Linked DNA regions of Homo sapiens: regions 2, 3 and 4 are each linked to region 1. A link is an interaction called in ENCODE POLR2A ChIA-PET data of the cell type or tissue named here. Cell type or tissue: Caco-2. All regions are shown on one strand. Each heading gives the region's core, and the rest is flanking DNA. Links, peaks and the distances in the headings are about the cores only. Region 1 holds the start of HM13-AS1 (HM13 antisense RNA 1). Region 2 overlaps BCL2L1 (BCL2 like 1). Region 3 has its middle 13 kb from the start of MYLK2. Region 4 overlaps TPX2 (TPX2 microtubule nucleation factor).

The links. ChIA-PET counts read pairs that join two places held together with the same protein. Peaks named below come from ENCODE experiments on the same cell type or tissue, not always from the same donor. Only the 100,000 strongest peaks of a DNase experiment are listed, where the experiment ranks them.
Region 2: POLR2A ChIA-PET joins it to region 1 with 11 read pairs; 10 of 35 experiments call an interaction of 5 or more read pairs at or near these places.
Region 3: POLR2A ChIA-PET joins it to region 1 with 17 read pairs; 3 of 35 experiments call an interaction of 5 or more read pairs at or near these places.
Region 4: POLR2A ChIA-PET joins it to region 1 with 10 read pairs; 6 of 35 experiments call an interaction of 5 or more read pairs at or near these places.

What each region holds. Positions count from the first base shown.
Region 1 is chr20:31,570,346-31,575,856 of GRCh38, forward strand. HM13-AS1 (HM13 antisense RNA 1) reads right to left here and starts at 2,918. Exons shown (of 3, transcript NR_046853.2): 1 at 2,797-2,918; 2 at 2,454-2,578. It overlaps LOC107985416 (a long non-coding RNA gene), which reads left to right and starts at 2,665. Exons shown (of 3, transcript XR_005647051.2): 1 at 2,665-3,093. RefSeq lists an enhancer at 2,275-2,816 and silencers at 2,618-3,197, 4,700-4,869. In Caco-2, for the core only: a CTCF peak has its summit at 2,360; a DNase peak (open chromatin) is centred at 2,706; H3K4me3 peaks cover 1,862 bases.
Region 2 is chr20:31,676,572-31,682,082 of GRCh38, forward strand. All of the region lies in intron 2 of BCL2L1 (BCL2 like 1), which reads right to left. BCL2L1-AS1 (BCL2L1 antisense RNA 1) reads left to right here. Exons shown (of 4, transcript NR_187576.1): 2 at 1,697-1,785. Among named protein-coding and RNA genes, the nearest start is that of BCL2L1-AS1, 4.2 kb to the left of the region's middle. RefSeq lists an enhancer at 1-508. In Caco-2, for the core only: a CTCF peak has its summit at 2,710; DNase peaks (open chromatin) are centred at 1,170, 2,190 and 2,710.
Region 3 is chr20:31,803,984-31,809,494 of GRCh38, forward strand. It overlaps the pseudogene ATP5MFP7. Among named protein-coding and RNA genes, the nearest start is that of MYLK2, 13 kb to the right of the region's middle. In Caco-2, for the core only: no CTCF peak of the experiment used is centred there; no DNase peak of the experiment used is centred there.
Region 4 is chr20:31,758,737-31,764,247 of GRCh38, forward strand. It overlaps TPX2 (TPX2 microtubule nucleation factor), which reads left to right. Exons shown (of 18, transcript NM_012112.5): 4 at 1,321-1,443. Among named protein-coding and RNA genes, the nearest start is that of TPX2, 22 kb to the left of the region's middle. In Caco-2, for the core only: no CTCF peak of the experiment used is centred there; no DNase peak of the experiment used is centred there.

The DNA.
Region 1 (5,511 bases), core at 1-5,000:
GCTTCCAGTTTGGAAGTGGCCAAAGGACAATCATGACCAGAGACTCAGGAGTATGACTGTAATACCCTCACTAGGTATTGACATGCACTAAGCACCTTGATATAGGATTTCACTTCCTTCTGAGTCTTGGGCTGTATGTGCTATTATTCGCTCCGCTGTGCAGATGAGGGAATTGAGGCAGCTTGCCCATGGACATCGATTTGACCTTAGCCAAGCCAAACAATTCCAGGTTCCTAAGGACCGCAGCTCCTCCCCAGACCCCTGGGACCAAGTCACTGGCTGGTGTGCTGGGCATCCCTGAGCCCCAGCCACCCAATTTTACTGGCTCCAGGGTTCTATAGGAAGGAAAAGGGGTAGAAAATTTCAAAAGGCTTCTTCCTTTCAGGGAGGGGGGTTCCCTTTCAGGGGCTTCTGGAATCTCTACCCACTCCAGCCAACTCTGAGGCCATGTGGTCCTGGAACAAGGCCCCTCTGAGGCAGATGGGGCAGGCGGCCCAGGCACATAGCATGGTTGGCTCTGCGGCCCAGGGCGCACAAAGGCCTTATTGAGTCACCACCAGCCCCCGGCAGAGGCTGAGGTGGCAGTGGCGCCGAGCGCCTGCCACCTAATGACTGTCCTGGTCCAGCCAGATGTTCCACAGACCTCCGGAGCAGCGGACTAGGGCCCGCCCGGCCAGCCGGCACCGCAGAGGCCACTGTAATTCCAATTAACCAGCTTCAGCTGAGCAAACAGCGGGCAGTGGTGGCCCAGCCCAGGCGGTAGGCCTGGCCCGCAGAGCCTGCGAGTCTAGACTCCAGATGTGAACCGCCACCATCAGAGTCCCATGGAAAAATGGCACCAGGCCGGGCAAGGATTGGGCCTGCATGCTGGGGAGGGGGTGTGGGTGGTTGGGCAGGGCCCCGAGTGGGCTAGATGCCAGCCTCACCTGGTTTGGGGTGGATTATTAGGAAACTGCTCTAGAACCCAAGTTCTACCCTGCTTTATTAGATTCTGTTTCTGTGCCTCAGTCTCCCATGACTGCGACAAGAGAGAGGGTTCCAAGGGGAAAACCAGCCCTGCTGAGACCCCAGTGTGCACTGACTGTATTTCACGTGACTAGCATTATGCTAGTGCAACTGACCCTTGAACAACACAGGGATTAGGGGCACCAACCCATCATGGTCGAAAATCTGTATAACTTTTCAGTCCCGCAAAACAACTAATAGTCTGCTGTTGACCAGAAGCCTTACCTGATAACATAAACAGTCAAAACATCTTGTATGTTATACGTACTACACTGTCTACCATAGAGTAAGCTAGAGAAAATGTAATTAAGAAAATCCTAAGAGCCAGGCATGGTGGCTCATGCCTGTAATCCCAGCATTTTGGGAGGCCAAGATGGGCAGATCAGGAGGTCAGGAGATCGAGACCATCCTGGCTAACATGGTGAAACCCCCGTTTCTACTAAAAATACAAAAAATTAGCCGGGCATGATGGCAGGCGCCTGTAGTCTCAGCTACTCGGGAGGCTGAGGCAGGAGAATGGCCTGAACCCGGGAGGCAGAGCTTGCAGTAAGCCGAGAGAGGCAGGCGGATCACAAAGTCAGGAGTTCGAGACCAGCCTGGCCAATATGGTGAAACCCCGACTCTACTAAAAATACAAAAATTAGCCTGGCATGGTGGCAGGCGACTGTAGTCCCAGCTACTCAGGAGGCTGAGGTGGGAGAATCACTTGAACCCAAGAGGCGGAGGTTGCAGTGAGCCAAGATTGCACCACCGCACTCCAGCCTGGGGGACAGAGTGAGACTCCGTCTCAAAAAAAAAAAAATTATTCAGTGAAAGTGGATCATCATAAATAAAGATCTTCATCCTGGTCTCTGTGTTGAGGAAGAGGAGGGGGTTGGTCTTGGTGTCTCAGGGGTGGCAGAGGTAGAAAAAAAGTCCACGTTTAAGTGCACCTGCACAATTGAAACCCGTGTTCAAGTTTCAAATGTATCTTAAGATTTACTTAATCGTTGTAACAACACTTTGAGGTACCTACATCATTCTTACGATGGGGAAACTGAGGCAGAGACCGTAAGGGCGGGCCCAGGGGGCATGTGAACCCAGAGTGTCTGGCTTCCAAGACTCGTATTCACCGTGGTGCCGTTTGACATGATCAGGATAATGGATCCCTGGTTCCTTTTGGGGGCAGCATTGGAGAAGGGGGTTTGGCACCGTCAGTCTGACAGCAGGGCTGGCTCCTGCAGTGTGAATGAAGCGGTCTTGTGCTCGACTGTGAAGGGGGGTTAGGACCTGCTTCCCAGGGCGGGTCCAGCTTTCTGAGGGAAAGCCTTCAGAGCCTCCATCAGGCCGGCACCAGGTACCAGTTAAGCACTGGGCAGGGAACAGAAGTGGTCAAACGCCGCTTGCCGCGACTTGAAACTGCTGAATAAATGGATAATGTCAAGCGCTATGGCTTAGGGCAGTAGTACCTCCGGTTCCTACGATCGTGTCTGGGGTCCCTGAGGAGCAAGGCAAGAGTCGGCCATTCAGGAGGTCAGAGTTCAGCTGTTCTTGCACAAGCAGGGAAGCTGAGTCACCCCAAACACGGGCAAGACTAGCGGTGGTATCAAATGGCTATCAGGGGCGGGGCCTCAGGGGCCTGCCCCTGCCTCCCCGCCCTGCGTTTGGATTCCCTCCAGCATTCCGGGCCAGGGCGCGGGAGGCGGAGGCCGAGGAGAGGACGGGAGGAGGCTGCATCCTGCCCTGGTGCGTCAGGAAGGGCCGAGCGAGCGGGAAGGAAAGCACCACCCCCCACCCCCGCCGCGGCCACACCTGGGTTCTCCAGGCGGGCAGGGGGGCCCCCGGGCCGGCGCCTGGCTCCAGCAAGTCTGGGCCGCCTCCCCGCGCCGCCCCGCGGGGGCCGCCAGATGGGCTGCCCGCCCGCCAGCTCAGCGACGCAGGCAGGAAACGCCGGCCGGGCTGCCAGGAACGCGCGCAGGGGAGGGGGCGGGCCCGGCCGGGCCACGCCCGCCGGAGGGGAAGGAGGGGCCAAGCACCGCCCGGCGGGGACTGGTGAGCTCCAAGAGCCTGCGATCCCGGTCCCTGCCTTTACTAGATGGGTTTCCTTGGGTAGGTCGTTTTACTTCTCTGTGCCTCACTTTCCCTACCTGTAAAGCGGGGCTGCCTGTCTCCGCTCTTTTTCCCTTTTCTCTTTTATTTGTGCAGCAGGGTTTCACTCTGTCGCCCAGGCTGAAGTGCAGTGGCGCGATCACGGCCCACTGCAACCTCGACCTCCTGGGCTCAAGCGATCCTCCCACCTCAGGTGGGAATATAGGTGTGTCCCACCACGCCTGGCTTTTTTTTTTTTCCCCTAGTTGAAACGGCGGTTCTCACTCTTGCTCAGGCTGGTCTCGAACTCAGGCTCAAGCAATCTTCCCACCTCGGCCTCCCAAAGTGCTGGGATTAGAGGCGTGAGCCACCGCGCCGTGCCTCAGCTATTTTCGTGTGACCGTGTGATCTCAGGACACTTTCTTTCCCTTCTCTTCCTTGGTTTTCTTACCTGAAAAATGGGGTGAACAATTGAACCTCCCTCAACCATGGGCTAAGCCTTTGTTTTCCTCTCCACCGTAGCCCCAACACTTGGCCCATTGCCTGAAACATGAAGGCACTCAGTATTTGTTGTAAGAGTGACTATAAAGGTTTGGGACAATCCTGAGGGCCTGGCTACAGCAGGCACTTCATAAATGGACACAAATTATCAAATTACCTAGAGTCTAATGTTTACCAACCTGCGGCTTCAGGCAAGTGACTTCCCATCTCTGAGCTTCACTTTCCTCGTCTACATAATGGCTGTGAGGATTAAGTAAAATAAATAAATACATGGAAATCACACATAGTGTGTTCTCAATAGATATTTATGGAAGAGTCTCCAAAATATTAAAAAAAGGGAGATACTATTTTGAGTAAATTTGAGGGCAAGGAATATACAAAGGAGTTAGGTGGCTTGGAAGAAGATTTTTGCTATATATGTAAACTAAGCTGTGTGTGGGTGGGTATTTTGCTTGTTGGTTTTTGAGACAGGCTCTCACTGTAGTCCAGGCTGGAGTGCAGTGTGGCAGTCATAGCTCACTGTAACCTTGAACTCCTGCACTCAAGCCATCCTCCCACTTCAGCCTCCTGAGTAGTTAGGACTACAGGTGCGTGCTACCACACCCTGCTCACTTTGCATTTTTTTTTTATTTTATTTATTTATTTTTTTGAGACATAGTCTCGCTGTGTCGCCCATGCTGGAGTGCAGTGGCGCAATCTCGGCTCACTGCAAGCTCCACCTCCCGGGTTCATGCCATTCTCCTGCCTCAGCCTCCCAAGTAGCTGGGACTACAGGCGCCCACCACCACCCTGGCTAATTTTTTTTTGTATTTTTAGTAGAGACGGGGTTTCACCGTGTTAACCAGGATGGTCTCCATCTCCTGACCTCATGATCCGCCCGTCTAGGCCTCCCAAACATGCTGGGATTAGAGGCGTGAACCACCACGCCCGGCCTCATTTTGTATTTTTAAAACTTTGGCCCGGGCGCGCTGTGGCTCACCTCTGTAATCCAGCACTTTGGGAGGCCACGGCAGGCAGATCACGAGGTCAGGAGTTAGAGACCAGCCTGACCAACATGGTGAAACCCTGTCTGTATTAAAAAGAAATATGGTCAGGTGCAGTGGCTCACGCCTGTAATCCCAACACTTCGGGAGGCCAAGGCGGACTGATCATTTGAGGTCAGGAGTTTGAGAGCAGCCTGGCCAACATGGTGAAATCCCGTTTCTACTAAAAATGAAATAAAATTAGCTGGGTGTGGTGGCACGCGCCTGTAGTCCCAGCTACTCGGGAGGCAGAGGCAGGAGAATTGCTTGAACCCAGGAGGTGGAGGTTGCAGTGAGCCGAGATGGTGCCATTGCACTCCAGCCTGGGCAACAAGAGTGAAACTCCGTCTCAAAAAAAAAAAAAAAAGAAAAGTTTTTTAATTAGGCTGGACATGGCTCACACCTGTAATCCCAGCACTTGGGACGCAAAAGGATGTAGAATGCTTGAGGCCAGGAGTTCAAGACCAGCCTGAGCAACATAGCAAGACTCCTCCCAATCTCTAAAAAATTTTCTTGGCCGGGCGCGGTGGCTCATGCCTGTAATCCCAGCACTTTGGGAGGCCGAGACAGGTGGATCACCTGAGGTGAGGAGCTCGAGACCAGCCTGACCAACATGGTGAAACCCCGTCTCTACTAAAAAATACAAAAATTAGCCAGGAATGGTGGTGGGTGCCTGTAATCCCAGCTACTTGGGAGCCTGAGGCAGGAAAATCTCTTGAACGCGGGAGGCAGAAGTTGCAAGTGAGCCGAGATCATGCCATTGCACTCTAGCCTAGGCAACAGAGCACGACTCCTTATCAAAAAAAGAAAAAAAAAAAAAGGTCGGGCACAGTGGTTTACGCCTGTAATCCCAGTACTTTGGGAGGCCGAGGCGGGTGGATCACGAGGTCAGGAGTTTGAGATCAGCCTGGCCAAC
Region 2 (5,511 bases), core at 238-5,237, 110 kb after region 1:
AGCCCTCCATTCTTCTCCCAGTGTCCAGGGTGAGAAAAACCAATACTCACCCTTGGAACAGAGTCGGAGACTCCAGGGACCTTACAGCATGCCCATCCAACCTTCCATGTAATACTCAAGCTCACCACGAACACCCCCATTTCACAGACAGGGTTCAGAAGGGTGGAGTGCTGAAGTCCCACAGTGGGTCTGTTTCATTCTGATGGTCCACACCCATGGGAGTTGGTAGTCATCTCGAGGGCATTCTCTCCTTATGCACTTATGGAGAGCTCCCTCCTTCCTGGGTGGGACATTTCATCTTCGGACAGCCCCGTTGGAAAACTCTTCCCTGTCAGGGAGCTGATGCTCGTCTCCCTCTGTCTCCCTTGACTGGCTGGTCTTAGTTCTGCTCTCTCTCCGCTGCTGCTCTCCTGCTCTCCTCCAAGTATCAGTTGTCTCATTTGTGAAATGGAAGTGCTATCTGGATAAAGGCAATTAATTTCTACTTCTCTACCAAGCTGGGCTGCCAGAGCACAGAGCAGGCAGAGAACCAATAAGTCTTGCAAACTAGATTAAGATATTTTGCTTTTGACCTCATCTGTAAAATGCGGATTAAAAAAATCCTTATTTAATTTTTTTTTTTTTTTTTGAGACAGAGTCTCACTCTGTCGCCCAGGCTGGAGTGCAGTGGCACAATCTTGGCTCACTGCAACCTCTGCCTCCCACGTTCAAGTGATTCTTCTGCCTCAGCCTCCCAAGTAATTGGGACTACAGGCATGCACCACCATGCCTGGCTAATTTTTTTGTATTTTTAGTAGAGACTGGATTTCACCATGTTGGTCAGGCTGGTCTCAAACTCCTGACCTCAAATGATCCACCCACCTCGGCCCCCCAAAGTGCTGAGATTACAGGCGTCAGCCACTGCATCTGGCCCAAAATGTCCTTATTTCAAAAGAATACCATGAGGATTCAAATTAATACATGTAAAGGTCTTAGAATTGTGCATGGCACATAGTTAACTTTGAGTAAATGTCTGGTTTATTGTTCTTACTAGTAGACCATGGCTCAGCTTGTGTCTCGGAGCCTTCTCTATGGCTTACAAGGGCCTGCAGGGTTTTCTCAGCTTCACCTAGGGCCAGGCTGCTTCATTCCTCACATGCCATGTTCTGTTCAGACTCAGGACCTTTGCCCACACTGGTGCTTCTACCAAGCTCTGTCCCACTTATCTCTGAGGTCTTAATCCACAGGTCACTTTCTCAAGGAGCCTAGCTGCTCACTTCTTCCCCCATCTGACCATGGGCTCTGTCCCCTAGGCCTTGCCCAGTGCTGGGTCCAGAGAAGGTGCTGAAGAGTCTGGCTGAGTGTTGGACAGAGAGGAGGGAAGAGAAGAAAGGCCAGTTCCCACTCTCTTCATCCCTTTCCTCACTGCCTGGCAAAACTAGAAAGAGGCCCCAATATAGCAGGTGATTATGCAAGGTGTCCAGTATTCTCCAGACACTTTCTCTCAGGATAAGGAAAGGGGACAGGAAGCTTATGGGAAAGTTCTAGAAAAGGCATCTTTTGCACTGTGCTGAGGCAACAGGCAGGAATGGGGTAGCAATCTCCAAAAACTAGGACTTCTTTCTGAGGTCTTTGACCCCAAGTGCTCCATAGTCCAAAGCAGCTTCTCCTTCCTCCTCTCCACCCAAAGCTATGGCGACTCCCTTGTCTGATGCAGATCAGTGCTGGATGCTGTGGGGAAGAGAGTACTGGGCTGACAGTCAGTGGATGTGGATTTTGTTTCCCAGTTCCATCGCTGATTTGCAGGTGAGTCCTTTCCCCTGCCTGAGACTCTGGGAAAGTATGGGCCTTTCCCCAACTGTCAAATGAAGTGGGAATCATCTCAAAGGGCTCCGTCTAGGGCTACAGCATAAGGAGAATGAAAGTAACTCATGCAGACAGATGAGTGACTACCAGGGTTCTCTCTCTCAGGGGTATCCAAAAGATCCAGTAATTAGTGTGTAAATTGAGAAGCAACATTCTGAAGTAGGAGAACTTGTTGCCACAAAGGAGTCTGATCCTTCTCCACCTCAAAGCCCGCTGGGCATTGCTCTGAACCTGCAGGATTCCAGGGGAAGAGAGCAATAGGCACATCTATGACCAGGCAGACTCCTGGGCAAGGCTAGATCTTTCCACGCTCTAGCTCCTGTGGCCTCGACCTCTTCACCCCAGCACCGCCTCCAACTAGTCCAGACAAGTCCCAAGTATTTTCAGCCACCTTTATCTGATCAGAAATGTTTGGAATTCCACAGCAGAAGGCAACAGCTCTGGAGGATTTGGGGAAGGGAGCAAATCCCTGCAACACCCTTCTCTCCCCACTGTACAGATGAATGCTCACACCCCATGTAACCAAAAACTCAGGGCTGAAGGCACCCACGGTGTTGCATTTCCTTCTATTCTGTGATGTGATGGAACTGGGAAACAAAACCCACATCCACTGACTGTCAGCCTCATACTCTTCTCTGCAGCATCCAACATTGATCTGCACCAGACAAGGGAGTGGGTTCCTTCTTGTTTTCTACCCTATTCATTTCTGCCCCAGTCCATTACCCCTTTAAGGTGCAGAACAGTAAGATGCCTGAGATGGTGAGAAGAGGGCTAGGGTACTTTGCCTGATGTCGAGGGAGGGGGCACCCAGAGGTGTGCTGTTCACAGTCAATACCCAGAGCACCACCACCAGGAGGCCTGGAAGCAACTCACTGTCCCACTTGATGTGGCCTGTGGACCACCAGAAATTTCAGAGCGTCACAGAGATGTGTGGTTCGATCCTGAGCAGGTAAGAAACTGAGGCCCAGAGGAAGTGAAGGGATACCTCCAAGGCTTCATACAGGGACAGAGCACAGCCTGGTCTCAGGCCTCCCTACCCTGGAGTGAGACAGTGTGGCTTCCAACCCTAGTTCTGTGACTACCTGGTTGCAGGACCTGGAGCAAGACACTTTCCCCCTCCAAGCCTGGTGTTCCGGCTGCAAAATGAAAACAGCTGTACTTACTTCACAGGCCTAGCAGCAGAGTTCAATGGTCCATGGTAAGCGTTCTGTAAATGTTAGCTGCTGCTGCTGCTGTTGTTATTATTATCGTTATTAATTGAGACGAAGTCTCACTCTGTCTCTGTCGCCCAGGCTGGAGTGCAGTGGTGTGATCTCTGCTCACTGCAACCTCTGCCTCCTGGGTTCAAGCGATTCTTGTGCCTCAGCCTCCTGAGTAGCTGGGATTATAGGCATGTGCCACCACACTAATTTTTGTATTTTTGCAGGCTAATTTTTGTATTTTTAGTGGAAATGGGGTTTCGCTATGTTGGCCAGGCTGGTCTCGTACTCCTGGCCTCAAGTGATCTGCCTGCCTCAGCCTCCCAAAGTGCTGGGATTATAGGCATGAGCCACTGCACCCAGCCTGTTTTTTTATAGCTAAAAAATCAGTGGCTCCATTTGTGCTTCTCATAGTGTCTCTCTTATTTGTAGCTATAAACAAACAAAAAGTAACAGCTAGTATTTGCTGAACTAATATTTACTGTTTGAATTCTCAAAATCTTGCAAGTAGGTGCTGTTCCCATTTTACCAATGAGGAAACTAAAATTCAGCGAAGTGATGAGACTTTGCCTGAGGCCCCTGGTTACTAGTGAGGGCATTCAACTTCACAGCATGTTAAATTTACCAGTGCAACAGGATACATGAAGAGATTTTACTAAGACCTTCTTTCCTTCACCCTTTCACCTACCCAATATTTACTGAGAATCTGCTATTCTTAGGCCTTCGAAGTCAGAGATGACTTTAAGTACATGGAAGTAGCATTCCCCCCTGGTTCCCTGGGTGCCTTGAGGGGTGAGAAAGGGAAGAGTGTGCTGAGGCTACTCAGTGATGAACCCACTTTCCCCTAAGCCAGATCTGCAAGGACAGTACTTGCAGAGAGAGTTCCTCCCTCTGTCTGATCTTTATCTTGGAAACAAAAGTGATGCCACGTAGCTTTGGTGAAGCTATTAGATGAGTTTTCTAAGATGGGACATGACCTATTTGTAAGCCAGGCTGACCTATGGAGTTGTAGGAAGGCCCAGACAGGCTGCCTTCCCTAGCTTTGGACACTCAGTCATTCAACAAATCTTCATTAAGTGCCCACTAAGAGTCAGGCACTGTACTAAGCGCTGGGGATAAAGCAGTGACTAAATAGAATGAAAATTCGTACCTGTATGAGTTTATAATCAAATGGGAAGAGACAGGCAATAAACATGTCAGACGGTGATGCATTAAGAAAGAATAAATGTGAGAAAGGGGGTACAGAGAAACATGGAAGAAGGTAAGATTAGAATCCATGGTCAGGGACAACTTCTTAAGGAGGTGAATTTGATCAGAGACCTGAATGAAATGAGGAAACAGGCACTGCAAAGATCTGAGAAAAGGCTGTGGGAACAAGTGCAAAGGCCCAGAGGCAGGAACACGCTTGAGGTGCTCCAGGAACAGGAAAAATGCCAGTGTGGCTGAAGTCCAGTGAATGTGAGGAGACTGGTGGTGATGAGATCTGGAGGTAGCCAAGGGCCCGATTGTGTGGGGCCTGGTAGGCCATTTAAAGACTTGGGCTTGTCCTGGGAAAGCACTGTAGGGTTTTGAGCAGGGGAAGGACATGACCTGACCTTGGTGTTAAATAGCGTCCGTCTGGCTGCTGGGTGGAGATCTCCAGGGGTCTGGTGAGATAATCAGGAAAATATGACAGTGGCTTAGCCACAATGGTGCCAGGGAAGTTGGTGAGAAGCAGTCAGTTTCAGAATTTATTTTTTAAAGTAAGGCTGGGCCAGGTGTAGCGGCTCATGTCTACAATCCCAGCACTTGGGAGGCCGAGGTGAGAGGACTGCTTGAGTCCAAAAGTTTCAGACCAGTCTGGGCAACATGGGAAAATCCTATTTTTACAAAAAAATGACACAAAGTAGCCAGGCGTGATGGCATGTTCCAGCTATTCCGGAGGCTGAGGTGGGAGGACTGCTGGAGCCCAGGAGGCTGAGGCTGCAGTGAGCCATGACTGCGCCACTGCACTTCAGCCTGGAAGACACAGCAAGATACTGTTCTTAATCAATCAATCAATCAATAAAAGTAGAGCTGAAAGGATTTGCTGATGAATTAGATGTGGACTGTGGGAGTTGCCTGCCCTCTTGGCCCTCTGTTTCCCATCTATAAAAGGCGAGAGAAGAGGCCCTTGGGGATTTCTTTCCAGTTTGATAACTATGAGGACCTATATGAAGAAAGAGATAAAGCAACTATTTCTGCTGCTCTCATGGAAGCAAAATCATTTGCTCACCAGGCCTCAAAGTGTGGATGGCAATAAGATGAGGAAGGCAGAGATGGACAGAGACAGTGCAGCAAAGGGAGGGCAGGGCTCTGCCTAGGCTGTGGCTATTCCACTTTCAGCACACACATTACCGCCAGGCATATGCCAGGCCACAGAGTAGACAGGCTCCAGTGGGAGCGGGGGTCAGGGTAGCTTGCTTTATATTAGGAGAGAAGAAGCATC
Region 3 (5,511 bases), core at 247-5,246, 230 kb after region 1:
GTTCTACCCTAGTCCTTTTATTTCTTGTGGGTTCACAGCAGCATTCATTTTTTTTCTGATTTCCTCTTGTTTTTTTCCACTTCTGCTTATCTCTTGATCTCTGTGTCTGTTCTTTGTAGATTTTCTCTCTACTGGTATCAGCATTTCTCCTCTATCACTATCATTCATGTATTTCCATCTGGAATCATTTTTTCATATACCTTGTCTGGTTTTGTTCGTTGTTGTTTCAGGCAGGGGAATAAATCCGGCCCTCAGATTGAGGGTTTTGGGAGTGTTACTGAGAATTATGGATGTGAGGGATCCTTCTGCCCCATTTGCTCCATTCTGGATAATCCCCTGTGCAAACTCATGTCAGTGGTAATAAGTGACAGTCTGTTAGAGGCCACAAAGAGGAGTTACATTACTTTAGAGAAAGTAGCTTAACACTGAGATGTCAACATTCAGTGCCTCTTGCTTCCCAAAATTTCTCAGTTTCCCAGGGGCAATCTTTTCCTCCACCACATGGTCTCTTGCCTAGTACTGAGCCCTCTTTTTCTGGACCACCGCACATCACCTTCATTTTTCTAGCACACTCTCCCATTTTTCCCAGAAACTCAAACTTTCTGCTTGCATTTTACAGAAAAATTATTTTATTCATCCCTTCAGGCCATGTGCTAATAGGAGCATCATCTTTCCACACTCAGGTCACTCAGGAATTTTCCTAAATAAAGAACATATCCTGAGATAAGAATTTACTGAATTTTAAGAATTTAGCTGCTACTTTTTGCTCGCCTTTTTTTTTTTTTTTTTTTGGGAGATCTCGCTCTGTCACCCAGGCTGGACTGCAGTGGCACTGTCTTGGCTCACTGCAACCTCTGCCTCCAAGCGATTCTCCTGCCTCAGCCTCCTGAGTAGCTGGGATTACAGGCACATGCCACCACACCAAGCTAATTTTTGTATTTTTAGTAGAGACGGGATTTCGCCATTTTGTCCAGGCTGGTCTCGAGCTCCTGACCTCAAGGGATCTGCCCACCTCAGCCTCCCAAAGTGCTGGGATTACAAGTGTGAGCCACCATGCCTGGCCTTTGCTTGGCTATTTTGCAAAGCTCCTAGCACATACACACATGCAGATTGTCAGAATTCCTGGGAATTCTGGGAAATCTGGGAAGCATGCTGCTTTGTTTTCAGTGCATTTTTAACTTGGCCATGATTTCCTATTGCTGATATTTTTTTTTTTTTGAAACGGGGTTTTGCTGTTGTCACCCAGGCTGGAGTGCAGTGGCGTGTTGTCAGCTCACTGCAACCTCTGCCTTGCAGGTTCAAGCAATTCTGCCTCAGCCTCCCGAGTAGCTGGGATTACAGGCATGCACCTGGCTAATTTTGTATTTTTAGTAGAGAGGGGGTTTCTCCATGTTGGTCAGGCTGGTCTTGAACTCCCGATCTCAGGTGATCTGCCTGACTCGGCCTCCCAAAGTGCTGGGATTACAGGCGTGAGCCACAACGCCCAGCGATATTCTTGTACTAATTAATATATGTATAAGATTACTGCTCACTCTTAGCTTTGGTTGATTGTTTTGTCCTGTGTAATTGCTTGGTTACCATTTTGATTGTTTTATTCCTTACCAGGTCTTTTTTCTAGAGTCTTGTCCCTGGGAAGTGGAGCCAGCATGGTAGACAGAACAAAGTTGCAGTTGCTCCAGCATTTAACAGAGATGAGACCTGGACACGAATAATCGTAACACAAGATGGGATGTGATTCAGTAATGTGAGACAGAGTGCTGTGGGAGTTTAGGGATTGTTTTTGAAAGTGAGGTTGCAGTTTGTAAAGGTTTTTTTTTTTTTTTTTAAAGTAAAATTTGCAAAAGTAGTACTGCCTTTTGGAAACAAGTAAAATGCTACTAACTGTATGAAATAAAACACGAAAGTCTCCTTCCTTCCCCTACTCCCACGTCCCAGTGTAACCCATGGTTCGCAATAGGATTCTTCCAGAATGTTTTCTCTGAGCACACACATAGAGCATTTTTTTTAAAAGAAATAAGATAGTAGTAGCATTATGCATTTTTAAAAATTTTAATTTGTTCTTTAAAAGGTTATACATTCACATAGTTCTGAATTGAAAAGATACAAACGTAGAGTCTTCCTCCTGCCTTTTCTTCCCAACTGCTCAGCTCCCCTCCCCAGAGATAGTGCTGCCAGTTTCTTAAGTTCCCTTGCAGAGACTGTTTCTTCCTATACATACTCCTACCTACCCTCCTTCTCTTATTTTTTTACACAAATAGCATCATACTTTACACTCTGTACCTTGGTTTTTTCATACATGTTGTGCATTTTAAAGATGTAGTTCAGGTGCCACCTCAGGCATGTCCTGGCTTCCTTCCTGACAAGTATGAAGCCTCTTATGACAATCTAGTGACATGGAGGCAGACCTGCATGATGTCCTGGGTTTGTGACCTGAGGTCCCAAGGACTAGAGGGCAAGGTAGCAGCACCTGGTCCTCATCTCCTCCTGGCTTAATTGAGCTTTGGGGGCTTGCGTATTGTCTTGAGTGTTTGGTTGAACCTGTATATCCTGTTGGATCAATCTTGATATTGCTTCCTTTTCATTTCTCTCGATGAAGGCCGTCTTACTGAATCTTGTCTGCTGGGGAAGTTCCTCATTGCTGAGAGCAGCAGTTAAAAAAGCTGTTAGCCACGTGGCTGGGCTCCTATTTCTGCAGAGGCAGGCTGAGTTACAGCTTGGTGGTGTGGATCCAGGTAGGAATTGGTCAACATTCTGAATCCTGAGCTGCCATCTGCCTCGTAGCCTGCTGGGATGCTCAGTTTAGACAACATATAAAGTTTCCTGGATACGGGACAAACCCAGGCCTATGGAAAGAGCAGGAAGGTTAAAGTGTGTGGTACTTTGGGCAATGACGAAGGCGTAACCAGGGAGCTGACATGTTTGCTCCAAAGCCAAGAATTCCAGGACAATTTGTTATCCAGCTGAAGCCAGTGTAGTTGCTACAAAAAAGCCTGGGGACAAAAGCATGCTTTTTACTTGTTTCCCTGTCTTCTTGCACACCTACTCTATTTTCTAAAGCTGTAGTAAAGGTTGCTGACATTGGAAATGTTTGATGATTTTTGCTATTCTCCTCGTAAATGAATAAGAGTCTGGGCTCAGGCCAAACCATGGCTCTATGTGCTGAAAGTATCAGCTTCCTGAAACAGCTTCACAAATGCTGACATTTCACTCAGACCAGGAGGGTCAGGGGAAAGGCCTAAGCAAGTACTAGGTTTTATCATGAAAGAATGATTTCAACAGACTAAACCTGGTCTGATGGCATCAAATGCCCTTCCCCCACCTTTTTTTTTTTTTTTTTTTAAAGCATTATTGGTCAGAGAGGAAATAGAAACTTGGGCTGTCAGATCTGAAGAGACCCACATAGCATGGGACTGGTGTCCCAGAACATTGCAGGTGTGTGAATGCATGAAGAGTTGCATCCAAGTGCTATTGCCCAGCTTGTTTGGGCACTGATGGTCTCAGGTCTTCTTTCAGGAGCAAGGGTGGGAGACATTTCCAGTGGGTCAAGATACTAGTCAGTGGTCATAACTTGTAATGTGAAAAGCAGTCTGGGGCAGCCTTATTTAAGCTTGCTTAGTGGTGAAGAGAGAGGAGAAGGCTGTAGCCTTGCACTGACGCACCTCTATCACCATACTCAGGGACACTCTGTGACACAGATGAGTGGGGTTTTTTTTTTTCTTTTGTAAAACTTTGGTTTTATACATAGTAGAGCTTTTCTCTCTCTCTCTCTCTATATATATATATATGTGTGTGTGTGTGTGTGTGTGTATGTATATATATATATGTATATGTATATATATAGTATTCTTTTCTTTTTCTTTCTTTTTTGAGACGGAGTTTCCCTCTGTTGCCCAGGCTGGAGTGCAGTGGCATGATCTCAGCTCACTGCAACCTCCGCCTTCCGGGTTCAAACAATTCTCCTGCCTCAGCCTCCTGAGTAGCTGAGATTACAGGCACGCACCACCACGCCTGGCTAATTTTTGTGTTTTTAGTGCAGATGAGGTTTTACCATGTTGGTCAGGCTGGTCTTGAACTCCTGACATCGTGATCCACCCGCCTCGGCCTCCCAAAGTGCTGGGATTACAGGCGTGAGCCACAGCACCCAGCTGGTATTATTTTTCATTTAGCATAATAGTAACTCATTTTTCCTGTATTATTGCATACTTTGTAAATACCAATTTTAACAGCAGGATGCTATTCCATTGTTCTGAGTTTGCTTCTCCACATTGAAAGTGCTTATTTTACAAAGGATTTTTCTTAGCTCTATTTGCAGGACAGAATTGTCTGCATTTGCTTCCCCCTAACACATCATGTTTGTCTCTAAACTTTATTATTATTATTGTTTACTAGTCATCTTTTATTTGGAGGTTTATTTTCATTTGGATAAAAAGATTCAGCAATGATCACATTCCTCATGGAGGGATTCTGGGCCAAGGAGGTTATGGTCAAGAGTGCGGAGTGTGCTCTCCACACTGGCCCCTCTTCGGTGGTTCTTATGTTTGAGCTCCTTATAAGAAAGGCAGTGGCCAAAAGGCACGTAAGCTGCCAGCACCATGGAAACCCTGGTGACACTCCCTTTTTTCATGTTGTCATGCTTGTTGTATTTAATAGTATCTGTGGTAACCTCTTTGAAACGCTTCAACAATGCCTTTGGTGGTAAAATCAGTATCCAGCTTGGCAGCTCTACTAATATGACATCCATGAATGAGTTTCTTCTTCATTGGTATGACTGATGCCATTGTGGAGTCCTGGTGTCTGCTGTCTCTAAACTTTAAATGGTGGTTCTCAAACCACTTACCAGTCTATGTTTGTAATTAAAATATAAGCTTGAAAGTGAATAGAAGCCCTTCCCAAAAGCATAGTTAATGACATTATCCTGGCTTGCACATTTGCTGAATGGAAAGCTCTTTTTGGCTGATATGATGTCAACATTACTAACACCCATGTCCAGAGACAACGTTCATTGGCATTTAACAAAGCCTTTCTGGAGATAATTCTAGTTATGTTCTTTAAAGTCTTGGGATGCCACATTTTCAAGTAGATTTGTTGTCTCTACTTTAGATCAGATTTGAAAGGAGAAAGCTCTTAGTCTTTCTTAACTCTACCAGGAGGTTGGGTGCGGTGGCTCACGCCTGTAATCCCAGCACTTTGGGAGGCCGAGGCAGGTGGATCACAAAGTCAGGAGTTTGAGACCAGCCTGACCAACATTGTGAAACCCTGTCTATACTAAAAATACAAAAATTAGCCAAGCGTGGTGACAGGCGCCTGTAATCCCAGCTACTCAGGAGGCTGCGGCAGGAGAATCGCTTGAACCTGGGAGGCGGAGGTTGCAGTGAGCCAAGATCATGCCACTGCACTCCAGCCTGGGCGACAGAGCAAGACTCCATCTAGAAAAACAAAACAAAGCAAAACAAAACAAAACAAAGACTCTACCTGGGGCTGTGATGTGTCTTTTGGGAAGAAGGGTGGGAT
Region 4 (5,511 bases), core at 122-5,121, 190 kb after region 1:
CTGAGAGGAGTCGTCTGTTGGAAGTGGTGTGGGAGGAAGGGTAAATAAATACAAGGGCCAGCTGTCCTGCGGGGATCTTCCCCATGCCCTTGCTTCACTGGAACTGTAAGGAAATGGCTGGGCTGTCTGAGGATTTCTTTTTCTAAGCTTTTCTTTAAAATAAAAAAGAAAAGAAAAGATTAGCCTAAGAATACTGTTAAATACAATTTGGAAGAAAAAAAATGACCCCACTATTTTTCCAAAACTACCTTAGTTTTAAAACATTTTTATTTTTTTTTCTTTTTGTTTTTGCCAGAGTTCTTTTGGCTAACAAAACTACCTCAGTTTTAATATATTACTTTCCAATTTCTTTCCCAAATAAATAGTCACATCTTTCTACACAGTTGCAATCAGAATGTACATGCACAGGGTAGTTATTGCTGTGTCTCACTGCATTCCTGAAACTATCAGTAGGCTGTTGGTAGAACAGACCCTTCACTGCTTTGTACTGACTTCTGGGCACAGTAGAATCTAAGATAAAATTTCTTGAGAGAACCTAGCTCTGCTCTACCCTCACACACCCCTTATTCCTCCCACCACCCCACTGAGGAGGAAACTCTGTAAGACTATACAGTATCTCTTGTAAGCCCTACAGTTTTTGATGGTTACAGTTTTCTTTCGTTTTTTTTTTTTTTTTTTTTTTGAGATGGAGTCTTGCTCTGTCGCCAGGCTGTAGTGCAGTGGTGCGGTCTCAGCTTACTGCAAATTCCACCTTCCAGGTTCAAGCGATTCCCCTGCCTCAGCTTCTCAAGTAGCTGGGATTAAAGGCATGTGCCACCACGCCTGGCTAATTTTTTGTATTTTAGTAGAGACGGGGTTTCACCATGTTGGCCAAGACAGTCTCGATCTCCTGACCTCATGACCCACCCGCCTCGGCCTCCCAAAGTGCTGGGATTACAGGTGTGAGCCATCGCTCCCGGCTGGTTACAGTTTTCTTTAAGAGGAACATGATATATTTAGGGAGTAGATAAAGCCAGTTCATATTTGTATGACCCTAAATGTGTACCAAACAAAGATAAGGAGTTATTCACAATGCAGAATCTGTACTTTTCCTTTTTTATAATACATTGTTCAATGTTGCCAGTTTTTAGTGATTGTTCTTATAGTCTATCTCGGATGTGTAATGTGTACTTTTTCTTTTGATTGCTAGAACTTTGCTTGTACTTGCCACATGAGTTGGAAGTGTACTGGTAGGGAGCTTTAGTTTGCATTTTAAATGCGTGATAGTGATTTGTTTTGCTTCCTTGCTGATCAGACAATGATGATCTTCCCTTTTCACAGAGGAGAAGGCCAATTTGGAGAATAAGTTACTGGGGAAGAATGGAACTGGAGGGCTTTTTCAGGGCAAAACTCCTTTGAGAAAGGCTAATCTTCAGCAAGCTATTGTCACACCTTTGAAACCAGGTAAGAAAACATCTTAGAAAAAAGCTCCTTGATAGAATGGTGGGACAGTGTTTTAGAAGCCTGAGGTTCTGGGAAAATTACCTAAATGCTCTATCTCTTTGTTTATTATTGGTGAAATGGGCTAATTCATTTCATGATAAATGTAAAACTAATGATGTGCTACACTTAAAAAAAAATCTCTTGGAGCTTAAGCTAACATAGAATTTTTTTTTTTTTTTCTTTAAGATGGGGTCTGGTTCTGTCACCCAGGCTGGTGGAGTACAGTGGCACAGTCATAGCTCACTGCAGCCTCAAACTCCTGAGCTCTTAGTAACTGGGACTACAGGTGCTCAACACCATGCCTGACTGATTTTTAAAAAATTTTAGTAGAGGAGTCTTTGCTAGCCAAGCTGGTCTTGACCTCCGGGCTTCAAGTGATCTTCCTGCCTCAGGGGCTTCCCAAAGTGCTGGGATTATAGGTGTGAGCTACTGTTCCCGGGGGCTAACATAGAATTTTATTGCCAGATACGTAACTGTTATCTTTTTGTGACAAGATTTAATGTAACCTAACCTGGGTCTGGGTGGGAAATAAAACAGCAAGAAAGAAGACTGTACTGCTTGCCATTGTACAAGAATTCTTTGAGTTATGTATCTGATTTTAAAAGATGATGGATCGCTTCTCGGCCTTTTGGCTAAGATCAAGTGTAAAAGATGATTGACATTTAAACTGGTGGGTACTGGATCTGCAGAATATTGTCTGTTTGGTTAGAACATAAGAAGCATTCTTTAAGAGGTCATAAAATCCTTCTTGAAATTGATTCTTTTGAAAAAAACAGCTGTATTTAGATTTAACTCACACATCATATGATTCACTTAAGATAAACATTTCAGTGTTTTTAAGTATATTCACAGAGTTGTGCAACCATCATCCTATCAGTTTAGAACATTTGAAAAGTATTATGTGGGTAAATCTGAAACTGGTCTCCATCACACCATATGACTACTCTCACCTCCCTCCTGTCACCCCTCCTTCAATTAATTTTTTTTTTTTTTTTTTTTTGAGACTGGCGTCTCACCCTGTTGTCCAGGCAGGAGTGCAGTGGTATAGTCTCGGCTCACTGTAACCTCCACCACCTGGGTTCAAGTGATTCTCCTGCCTCAGCTGCCCAAGTAGCTGGGATTACAGGCGCCCACCAGCATGCCCGGCTAATTTTTGTATTTTTAGTAGAGACAGGGTTTCACCATATTGGCCAGGCTGGTCTCAAACTCCTGACCTTGTGATCCGCCCACCTCGGCCTCCCAAAGTGCTGGGATTACAGGCGTGAGCCACTGCACCCGGTCAATATTTATCTTTCTATGCCTGACTTACTTCACTTAACATAATGTCCTTCAGGTTCATCCATGTTGCCATGAATGACAGAATTTCATTCTTTTTTATGGCTAAATAGTATTCCATTGTATATATATATGCCACATTTTATCTGTTCATCTGTTGATGGATACTTCAGTTGATTCCATATCTTGACTATTGTGAATAGTGCTGTAATAAACATAGGAGTGCACATAGATATCTCTTCGATGTACTGATTTCCTTCTTTTTGGATATATACCCAGTAGGGGGATTGCTGGATCATATGGTAATTATATTTTTAATTTTTTGAGGAGCCTCCATACTGTTTTCCATAATAGCTGTACTAATTGACTTTACTACTAACAATATATAAGAGTTCTCCTTTCTCTGCATCCTCAGGGATGCAGAGAAATTTTTAATATTTTTCATAGTGTCCATTCTAACTGGGATGAAAGGATATCTCATTGTGATTTTTAATTTGCATTTCCCTGATGATTAGTGATGTTGAGCATTTTTTCACATACCTGTTTGCCATTTGTATGTGTTCTTTTGAGAGATGTCTGTTCAGCTCATTTGTCCGGCTGTTGAGTTATTTGAGTTCCTTGTGTATTCTGGATATTAGTCCCTTCTTGAATGAATAGTTAGCACGTATTTTCTCCCATTCTTTAGTTGTCTCTTCACTCTGTTGATTGTTTCCTCTGCTGTGCAGAAAGTTTTAAATTTAATATAATCCCATTTGTCTACTTTTGCTTTTGTTGCCTATACTTTTGAGGTCATGTTCATAGGATCTTTGCCCAGAACCGTGTCCTAAAGTATTTCACCTATGTTTTTATTTTATTACTTTATTTATTTATTTTTGAGACAGAGTCTCACTCTGTTGCCCAGGCTGGAGTGCAGTAGTACGATCTCGGCTCACTGCAACCTCCGCCTCCCGGGTTCAAGTGATCCTCCTGCCCCAACCTCCCAAGTAGTTGTGACTACAGGCGCGCACCACCACACCCAGCTAATTTTTGTATTTTTAGTAGAGATGGGGTTTCGTGATGTCGGTCAGGCTGGTCTTGAACTCCTGACTTCAAGTGATCCTCCCACCTCGGCCTCCCAAAGTGCTGGGATTAGAGTCATGAACCACCGCCCTCGGCCTCCCCTATGTTTTTAGTTGTTTCATAGTTTAAGGTCTTACATATTAGTCTTTAATCCATTTTGAGTTGATTTTTGTATATGGTAAGAAATAGATGTCTAGTTTCATTTTTCTGCATTTAAATATCTAGTTTGATCAGCACCATTTTTTGATTTTTCAAATTTAAATTTTATTTTAGAGATGAGGTCTTACTCTATTGCCTAGGCTTGTCTCAGAATTCCTGGGCTTAAACAATCCTACCACTTCAGCCTCCCAAAGCTAGCACCATTTATTGAAAAGACTGTCCCTCCACCAAGGAATGTTCTTGGTGCTGTTGTCAAAAATCAGTTGGCTATAAATACGTGGATTTTTTCCTGGGTTCTCTATCCTATTCCATTTGTCTGTGTGTCTGTTTTTATGCCAGTACCATGCTGTTATGGTTACTATAGCTTTGTAATGTATTTTGAAGGCTGGTAATTTGATGCCTTCAGCTTTGTTCTCTTTGCATAGGATTGGTTTGGCTATATGGGGTCTTTTGTGGTTCCATGTGAATTTTAGGTTTTTTTTCTTGAGACAGAGTCTCACTCTTGTTGCCCAGGCTGGAGTGCAGTGGTGCGATCTTGGCTTACTGCAACCTCCGCCCCCCGGGTTCAAGTGATTCTCCTGCCTCAGCCTCTGGAGTAGCTGGGATTACAGGCATCTGCCACCACCCCTAGATAATTTTTGTATTTTTAATAGAGATGGAGTTTCACCATTTTGGCCAGGCTGGTCTCGAACTCCTGACCTCAGGTGATCTACCTGCCTCGGCCTCTGAAAGTGCTGGGATTACAGGCGTGAGCTACTGCGCCTGTCCTGCTTATACATTATTTATGGCTGTTGTATTCTTACTAATTTTTCTTTCCATTTGTTCCATCAATTAGAGAGAGAGGTAGTGAAATCTCAGACTGTAATTATGGATTTGTCTCTTTATCTTTATAATTTTTGCTTCATATAGTTTGAAGCTACTATTAGATGCATAAATGTTTAGGATTGTTATGTCACGTTGATGAATTGGCCACTTTAATTTAATTTAAATTTAATTTAATTTAAATTTAATTTTTTTTTTTTTTTTGGCTGGACGTGATACCTCATGCCTGTAATCCCAGCACTTTGGGAGGCTGAGGTGGGCGGATCACAAGGTCAGGAGTTCGAGACCAGCCTGGCCAATATGGTGAAACCCTGTCTCTACTGAAAAATACAAAAATTAGCCGGGTGTGGTGGTGCGCACCTGTAGTCCCAGCTACTCGGGAGGCTGAGGTAGGAGAATCGCTGAAACCTGGGAGGCGGAGGCTGCAGTGAGCCAAGATCATGCCACTGTACTCCAGCCTGGGCGATAGAGCAAGACTCCATCTCAAAAACAAAAAATTATATACATATATATACACACACACATACACACATATATATACACACAAGCATATATATATGTACATACATCTAATATACATGTATGTGTGTATATATGTACATATACATGTATGTGTACATACATGTACACATACATGTATATGTATATATTTTTGAGACAGGGTCTCACTCTGTCACCCAGGCTGGACTGCAGTGGAGCAATCACGCCTCACTG